2 separate regions of the Homo sapiens genome follow, and region 1 is linked to region 2. The links are chromatin contacts, found by Hi-C or POLR2A ChIA-PET in ENCODE. All regions are on one chromosome and are shown on one strand. The core of a region is the stretch at or near the end of the contact, and the rest is flanking DNA. Distances in the headings are between cores, read along the strand shown. Region 1 overlaps HIPK2 (homeodomain interacting protein kinase 2). Region 2 overlaps CREB3L2 (cAMP responsive element binding protein 3 like 2).

What was found. Hi-C counts contacts between places; a loop is a spot of excess contacts on that map. ChIA-PET counts read pairs that join two places held with the same protein, here RNA polymerase II (POLR2A). Pooled maps may share reads with other maps.
Region 1: a loop to region 2 is called in a pooled map of posterior vena cava, with 17 times the contacts of the local background. The contact joins two enhancer-like sites. A Hi-C loop is called at or near these places in 1 of 37 single-sample maps with no recorded cell type and 3 of 50 pooled maps. POLR2A ChIA-PET finds 5 or more read pairs at or near these places in 1 of 52 experiments (Caco-2).

The regions. Positions count from the first base shown.
Region 1 is chr7:139,671,646-139,675,470 of GRCh38, forward strand. All of the region lies in intron 2 of HIPK2 (homeodomain interacting protein kinase 2), which reads right to left. Among named protein-coding and RNA genes, the nearest start is that of HIPK2, 100 kb to the right of the region's middle. RefSeq lists a silencer at 1,111-1,260. Within about 2 kb of position 1,251, at least 5 of the 41 ENCODE cell types and tissues checked have a DNase peak (open chromatin) inside an H3K27ac peak, as active enhancers do.
Region 2 is chr7:137,976,502-137,980,087 of GRCh38, forward strand. All of the region lies in intron 1 of CREB3L2 (cAMP responsive element binding protein 3 like 2), which reads right to left. Among named protein-coding and RNA genes, the nearest start is that of CREB3L2, 24 kb to the right of the region's middle. RefSeq lists an enhancer at 1,737-2,665. Within about 2 kb of position 2,135, at least 16 of the 41 ENCODE cell types and tissues checked have a DNase peak (open chromatin) inside an H3K27ac peak, as active enhancers do.

The DNA of each region.
Region 1 (3,825 bases), core at 1-2,500, 1.7 Mb after region 2:
GTTCAAGCAATTCTCCTGCCTCATCCTTCCAAGTAGCTGGGATTACAGGCGCACGCCACCACCCCAGCTAATTTTTTTGCATTTTTAGTAGAGACAGGGTTTCACCATGTTGGCCAGGCTGGTCTCGAACGACCTCAGGTGATCTGCCTGCCTCGGCCTCCCAAAGTGCTGGGATTATAGGTGTGCGCCACTGCACCCGGCTGAGAATCAAGTTTTAATGAAGTGACTTTAATGCATTTATGAGAAATGGTCATCACTAAAATCTAAGCCTTGAATGTGATAGTTCAGATTCAAGGCAAAGAATTTTTTAATTCCTCCCATTTGTTTGCTACTTATACCTCTGGTTTAAAAAGATACATCTGAAGTTTAACATTATATGATTCTAGATTTTTATAAAAGATTTTTATGAGTTTCTTATAGTTTATGTCTATAGCTTACTCATTCATTGTTCAATATTTATCTAGTGACCACAGTGTATGCTGAACACTGATTTAGATGCTAAAGATAATGCAGGGAATAAAACAGATGATTCGCCTACAGATGACTCCCTGCCCTCACGGAATTTACATCTACCTCATAACACTTGAAGATAAGTAGAATTGATTAGCTAGTGATTTAGTTACCTGAAAATCAAATGCTACATTTATGTAAGTTGGCATGAAATTATAAAATATCTTTCATAGCGAGGACCAGTCAAGATGATAAAAACTACTGGGTAAGTTCTAAATATGTCATACCAAGTAACCATTAACTATTTGTAAAAAAAATGGTCAGTTTAAGTCTTGACTTAGAACATGAAGACTTCAAAAAAAATAATTACAAGTAACTTTTTTTTTTGAGATGGAGTTTCGCTCTTGTAGCTCCAGCTGGAGTGCAATGGCGCGATCTCGGCTCACTGCAACCTCTGCCTCCTGGGTTCAGGTGATTCTCCTGCCTCAGCCTCCTGAGTAGCTACAGGCGCTGCCACCACGCCCGCCTAATTTTTTGTATTTTCAGTAGTGATGGGGTTTCGCCATGTTGGCCAGGCTGGTCTCGAACTCCTGACCTCAGGTGATCCACCCGCTTCAGCCTCCCAAAGTGCTGGGATTACAGGCATGAGCCACCGCGCCTGGCCACAAGTAACATTTTTATTCACTTCTGGTGATTAATTAGAATCACTGAACCAGAATCATAGTTTATTTAATCATCGCAGGTTGTCTTCTACATGACTACCTCATCTTTAACTTCTGTATTAATAAAGAATTTGCACTTTCACTATTCTCAGTCATGGTATGACTCAATGTTTTAGAACTTAGTATCCTCCTTGCAAAAAGTAATGCGAGCTGGAACAAAGCCCATAAGGTAACATTTACCACCTGGAACAATCAAAACAAATATTTTAACAGCAATAGATTTGTGGAGGACAGAAAGTCCTAGTGGCTAGAACAGTGGTGATTAGAAAAGCAGTGGTTAGAACTTTTTTTTTTTTTTTAATGAAAAAGATGGGAGGGAAGATGGCCACTAAATTGTATTTGAAACCAAAAGAAGTGACCCATCTGCTCTGGGGCCCGTGGAGAGAGAAGAGAGTGCAGATTACGAACTGGGAATGCAGAAGACAGAAAGATGATCAGCTGGAAACAAACTGAAGGAGTGTGTTGGCTAGCAACACATAATGAGAGTAGGGGCAGGCTTCTGACCTTGATGGTGGCGGAGCCGCATTCTCTCGCATAATCTGTCAGTTCTCTCTCTCTCTTACAGGAGACCAGCCTGTCTGGGAAAAAGTCACTTAGCTACCAATGCCTCTGAGCATACGGCCAAATTCCCCCAACCTCCTCTCTGATCAGCTTCTGCCTCTTTTTGTAACACTAAGTGGGTTGGGGAAGCCCCTGGAGGCTGAGGGCTGTCATAGGCCATCTGTGTGAGGACTCCCAGGGGCTGAGGGAGCTGTGAGGAGGGACGTAGAGACTGGGCTGACACCAGGTGCTTACCATTATCATGTAAGTTCTCTAACTGTTTCATGTGGGGTCTTCCCTATCCTTCTACCTACAGTGATGGTAGGTAACCTGAAGAAGTCTGACTTTTTAAAATTGGCACAGAGCAAAGCCCATTCCTAAGGAATGTTAAAAAATTTGCTGACTTTGGACAGGGCGTGGTGGCTCACATCTGTAATCCCAGCACTTTGGGAGGGTGAGCCAGGTGGATCACTTGAGGTCAGGAGTTCAAGACCAGCCTGGCCACCATGGTGAAACCCTATCTGTACTAAAAAAAAAAAAAAAAAAAAAAAAAAAAAAAAAATTAGCTAGGCAGACTGCAGACTACGCCTGTAGTCCCAGCAACTCGGGAGGCTGAGGCAGAACAATCGTTTGAGCTGAGGAGGCAGAGGTTGCAGTGAGATGAGCCTACTGCACTTCAGCCCGGATGACAGAGTGAGACTGTCTCAAAAAAAAAAAAAAGAAAAATTTGCTGACTTTTGGCTGGAGATTTTAATTACAAATATAGTAGAGAAGTTAAGATTAATATATAAAAAAGACGGTGCCAATAACTAAATGTTGTGCGGCACTTTTTAGTTTATAAGGAATCTTCCCTACATCATCTCATTTGGTGCTCAGAGCTGTGGTGGGGAAGGCCTCTCATCAGCTCAGATTTGACACACCTAATGTGGAGTGAGGTGGGTGTTTGGTTTTTCAATCTTTTAATTCTTTTCCATTATTCCACACATAAAGCAATAAGAAAAATTAAATGCTAAGCCGTATGGTATTGATTAGGTAAAACGGTGACTTAAAGGAGAGCTCGGTAGTGTCAGAAGAGCGCAAATCCATCCTGGGGATGAGATGCGTGCTGAGCCTGAAAGAGCAAGGTTTTAAACGGAAGGCCTTCCACCTGTGGAGAGGGCAGGAAGAAAGGCATGAGGATGGGAAGCAGACAGGCTACGTGGGAAAGGCGAGAACAGATTCCAGGCAGCATGGTGCTAGCCCAAAGCAGCAAACCTGGCATGGACCAAATTCTGGCTCCTTTCCACGAAAGGAAGAAAAATGAACACAGTAATCTATTAATCAATTAGTCTTCTGTTTTCGACTTCAATTCCCAGAGCTAATTAATCACTTCATTAAGTAGGAGATTCTCTCTTGGTTTAGGTCATTAATGAATATTACTAAGTAAAGCCTGGTTTATATTTCTAAAACTTTTGCATTTCAAACTCCTGGTAGCGCTTACGATGAAGATGTAAAAGAGGTGCCACATATGGACTGGAGGTTCCATCCCAGCTGCCGCTTCCTGCCATCCACCCTGGCTCTTCTCTGGAACAGCCATCTCCGGACCTGTCCTGGAAGTTCGCACACTTCTGCATTTGCCTTTGTCATCGTAAGGCTAATGCTGGGAAACGTGCTCACGTCTTGATTGTATTTATGCTGTGTCTAATTTTAGTTCTATTGTACCAAAATGACTGACATGGGTTTAATTGCTTGATCCAATAGATGCTGGTGCATCAGACCAACAGAAGCTTGCTCTTACCGTTATTAACCTGATATATTCTGACTAATTCACAGAATGAGGGAGAGTATGTTTTCTTCTTACAGCACATCCTGCTCAGTGACTGTGTCATCACCAAACATTTAAAAAGAGTCCGTTATGTTAAAAATATTATGCTAACCACCGAGAACACAAAGAGGTGTGGACACAGTCACTGACCTTCAGGGTACTGACAGGTTGTGCAACAGGTCACTTTACAAACAAGACCAGAGGACAGCATATGAAAAACAGTGAGCAAGGCCACAGGTACTAGGCGCTTGGAGTCTGGGGCCCCAGACTTGCTTCCATATTTAAATGTCGGCACTCACTTTGCTGCCA
Region 2 (3,586 bases), core at 885-3,384:
AAGTTGAAAGAATTTTATAATGAATACCATATGCCTACTGCCTAAATAACACCATTAATATTTCATTGTTCCTGCTTATCACAAACCTACCCATTGACATATTCATCCATCACCCCACTTTATTTTTTATGCATTACAGAGTAAGTTGCAGACCTCAGTATATATAAACACAAATCCAATCTGGAGACTATTTTAAAAAATCTTATGCCCCACCTCCAGACATTTTAATTTAGTCAGTTTTGAGTGGGGCTCAGGCATTAGTATTTTTTAAAAATCTCCCCAAGTAATTCAAATGTGCAACCAAAGGGATAGGGGAGAATGCTTCTGCCTCCCATGAGCCCCGCCCAGAGACAGTGGGAGAGGCCAGTGGGTGGAGCCTGTGGAACATCATAAGCTATATAGGCTACGCAGACGGCAGCCTGCCATCTTCTTGCACGTACACACCCACACACAACATCAACCATCGACAAATGAAGCAAAGGCCAAGGAATGGGTTGGGAGGTGGAAAGAGAAAATTCCCTTTATTCCTTTAGAAATGAGGCTGCAGAAGGGGAAATTCAGGTCTAAAGACAGACACCCCCTGAGCTTCCACACTTAAACACGGCCCCTGCCCCTGCACCTCCCACCATCCTTCCCAGGTTCCTCCCCCGTTATTCTGACTCCCAACCACAGTGGAAGTCTGCATGGAAATGGGGTTGCAGGGCTTCTCAAAATCCAGCAAAAGGAAGAAAGTGGGATTAGCAATAAACCCTGCCTAGATTTTCTAGTCCAGACAGTCCAAAACCAAAGTGCCGAGGTGGCAGAAGCTACCGGTAAGCAGCATCTCCACGTCTGTCCTCTAAGAGACCCAAAGCACACAAGTGAAATGGTTATGCAACAACACAACGATTATAAAATAAGACTGTGGGGACAGTTAATACTTACAAGGGTTGGGAAAAAGGAATGACAAATAGTGACTCAGGAAAGAATCTTGGTATAACCCACTGGGCATCTAACTACATCATTAGTAGCCATTTCCAAAAAACCTTGAAAATTAATTTCATTTTGAAGGCAATAAATGACAGATAGATTATCTATCTAGACAGATAGATAACCATATGTAACCACAAATCTTGTTTTGTTTAAAAAGAAATGTAGGGCTGGGCGTGGTGGCTCATGCCTGTACGCCCAGCACTTTGGGAGGCTGAGGTGGGCGGATCACTTGAAGTCAGGAGTTCGAGGCCAGCCTGGTCAATATGATGAAACCCTGATTCTACTAAAAACAGAAATATTAGCTGAGTGTGGTGGCGCACACCTGTAGTTCCAGTTACTGGGGAGGCTGAGGCATGAGAACTGCTTGAACCTGGGAGGTGGAGGTTGCAGTGAACCGAGATCATGCCACTGCACTCCAGCCTGGGCAAGAAAGTGAGACTAAGAAAGAAAAGAAAGGAAAAAAGGAAAGGAAAGGAAAAGGAGGGGAGGGGAGGGGAGGGGAGGAAGGTAGAAGCAGTTTCCAAAAGTGCCTTACAATTCAAACTTGATGCCTTACAATTAGCCTTTTCTGAAGAGATTCCTCACAATCTTAGTCATCATATCAGCTTTGTGAAATCAATAGGTATTATCATTTCACCTTACAAATGAAGCAGAGAGACCAAGATAAATAAAAACAAATCAGAGACCATGGAGCACAAGGAGCCCAAAAATGCAACTATCCTGACTTCTGGACGACTTTACAGAGATATACTCTCTATACAGAGATAACTCTCTATATATCTCTCTAGAGATTATCTGTCTATATATAAAGCAAGAGATTTTACACACATATAAAATCTGTATTTCTAACATCTTTTGAAGTCAGAACAGCTGAAAACACTGGGTCCAAATTCCTATATGGTAAGGGTCTGTTGGAGCTAAGTGGCAGCTGCTTCCTTTAAGCAGGTCCTGAACTTTCCTATCCCCTCCGTCCCTCCTCCTCCCTATGATGTCTCTGACCAGCTTCACTCCTTCCTGTGCCTGACTCCTGAGCTCAAATCAACCAAGATGGCAGGTGGTTCTGGAAGTTGGCAATGGCAGGCCCGGTACGATGTAAAGGTTAGGAAGTCATGTCATATCGTTTTCAAATAATGGTGAGTGGGAAAAGAACGTAAGACACTGGTCAGGCAGTGACACAGGGGTCAAGAAGCTGAGTGACTCAGTGTGCTGTCATTCCCCCTGGGTGAATGAGAGGAAGGGGGGCTATCCTGACTAGGGCAGTAGTGACGCAGCTGAGGCAGGCAGCTGAGTCCCCACAAAGTTTGTGTTCTTCCAACTCCTAGCCCACTGCAGCACTGGGCACAGAGTGCGGCTCAGGAAACATCTATGGAAGAGAGCCGTGGATGAAAACCTCAAGGAGAAACACACACTCATTTCACCAACTGCCTGTGAGGGCCTAGAGAGTGGCCCCATGCATGGTGGGATGAGGCGAAGGTCTGATGGCATCTCAGAGATGTGATCTGAGAACTTGGAAGCTGTGGGACAAAACTCAAGACTCACAACGAGAGCAGTAAATGATGCTACTCTGGGAAAAAGAAATTTCAAAATAGTTGCATCTTAAGTAATTGACCATATCTGCCTGGTGTGCCCTGCTGACAGAGGAACTAGCACCAAGTCTGAGCTCAGTAGGGGAAAGATCTGTGTTGAAAAACAAGCATGTTCAGGACACACAGTGAGGGAAGAATACGAGTGCTTTGTGCCTGTCATCTCTGTTCTAATTGATCACAGCTCTAGCATATTGTACCCATTTTCTTTCATGAAACTTTTCCTTTTAGCCTGATTTTCCTGTTCCTACCCTCCAGGGTCAGGATGGCAGGCTCTGCCAGGCTGACCAAATAAAGCACAGCAAGGGCGGGTCATCAGGCCAAGACATCAAAAAGCACAGGCTGCAACTGGTCCTACCAGTCCTTAGTTTAATATAAGAATGCTGCCGGCCGGGCGCGGTGGCTCACACCTTAATCCCAGCACTTTGGGAGGCTGAGGCGGGCGGATCACGAGGTCAGGAGATCGAGACCATCCTGGCTAACATGGTGAAACCCCACCTCTACTAAAAATACAAAAAAATTAGCCGGGCGTGGTGGTGGGCGCCTGTAGTCCCAGCTACTCGGGAGGCTGAGGCAGGAGAATGGCGTGAACCCGAGAGGCGGAGCTTGCAGTGAGCCGAGATCGTGCCACTGCACTCCAGCCTGGGCAACAGATCGAGACTCCGTCTCAAAAACAACAACAACAACAACAACAACAACAACAACAACAAAGAACACTGCCTGGCTCTTTCAATCTCTGGCCTTGAGACATGCTGGGACTTCTGAGTGGACAGGTATAAAAGGGATCAGTCAGAAATGGAGACAGCAGGGAGCCTGACTCAGATGTAGAACAGATCCCCAAGAAGGGATCCAGGGGAGGCCACATCAGTTTCTTGGGCTCCATCTAGCTTGATCTGGCATCAGTACCTGGTGCATGCGGATGATGGGTGAGTCCAATCAGCCTCACAGGAGGCAGCAGAATATTCTAGCCAGCAGTTCTCAAATTTTACATGCACATGGATCATCTGGGGATCTTCAGATTATAATTCAGA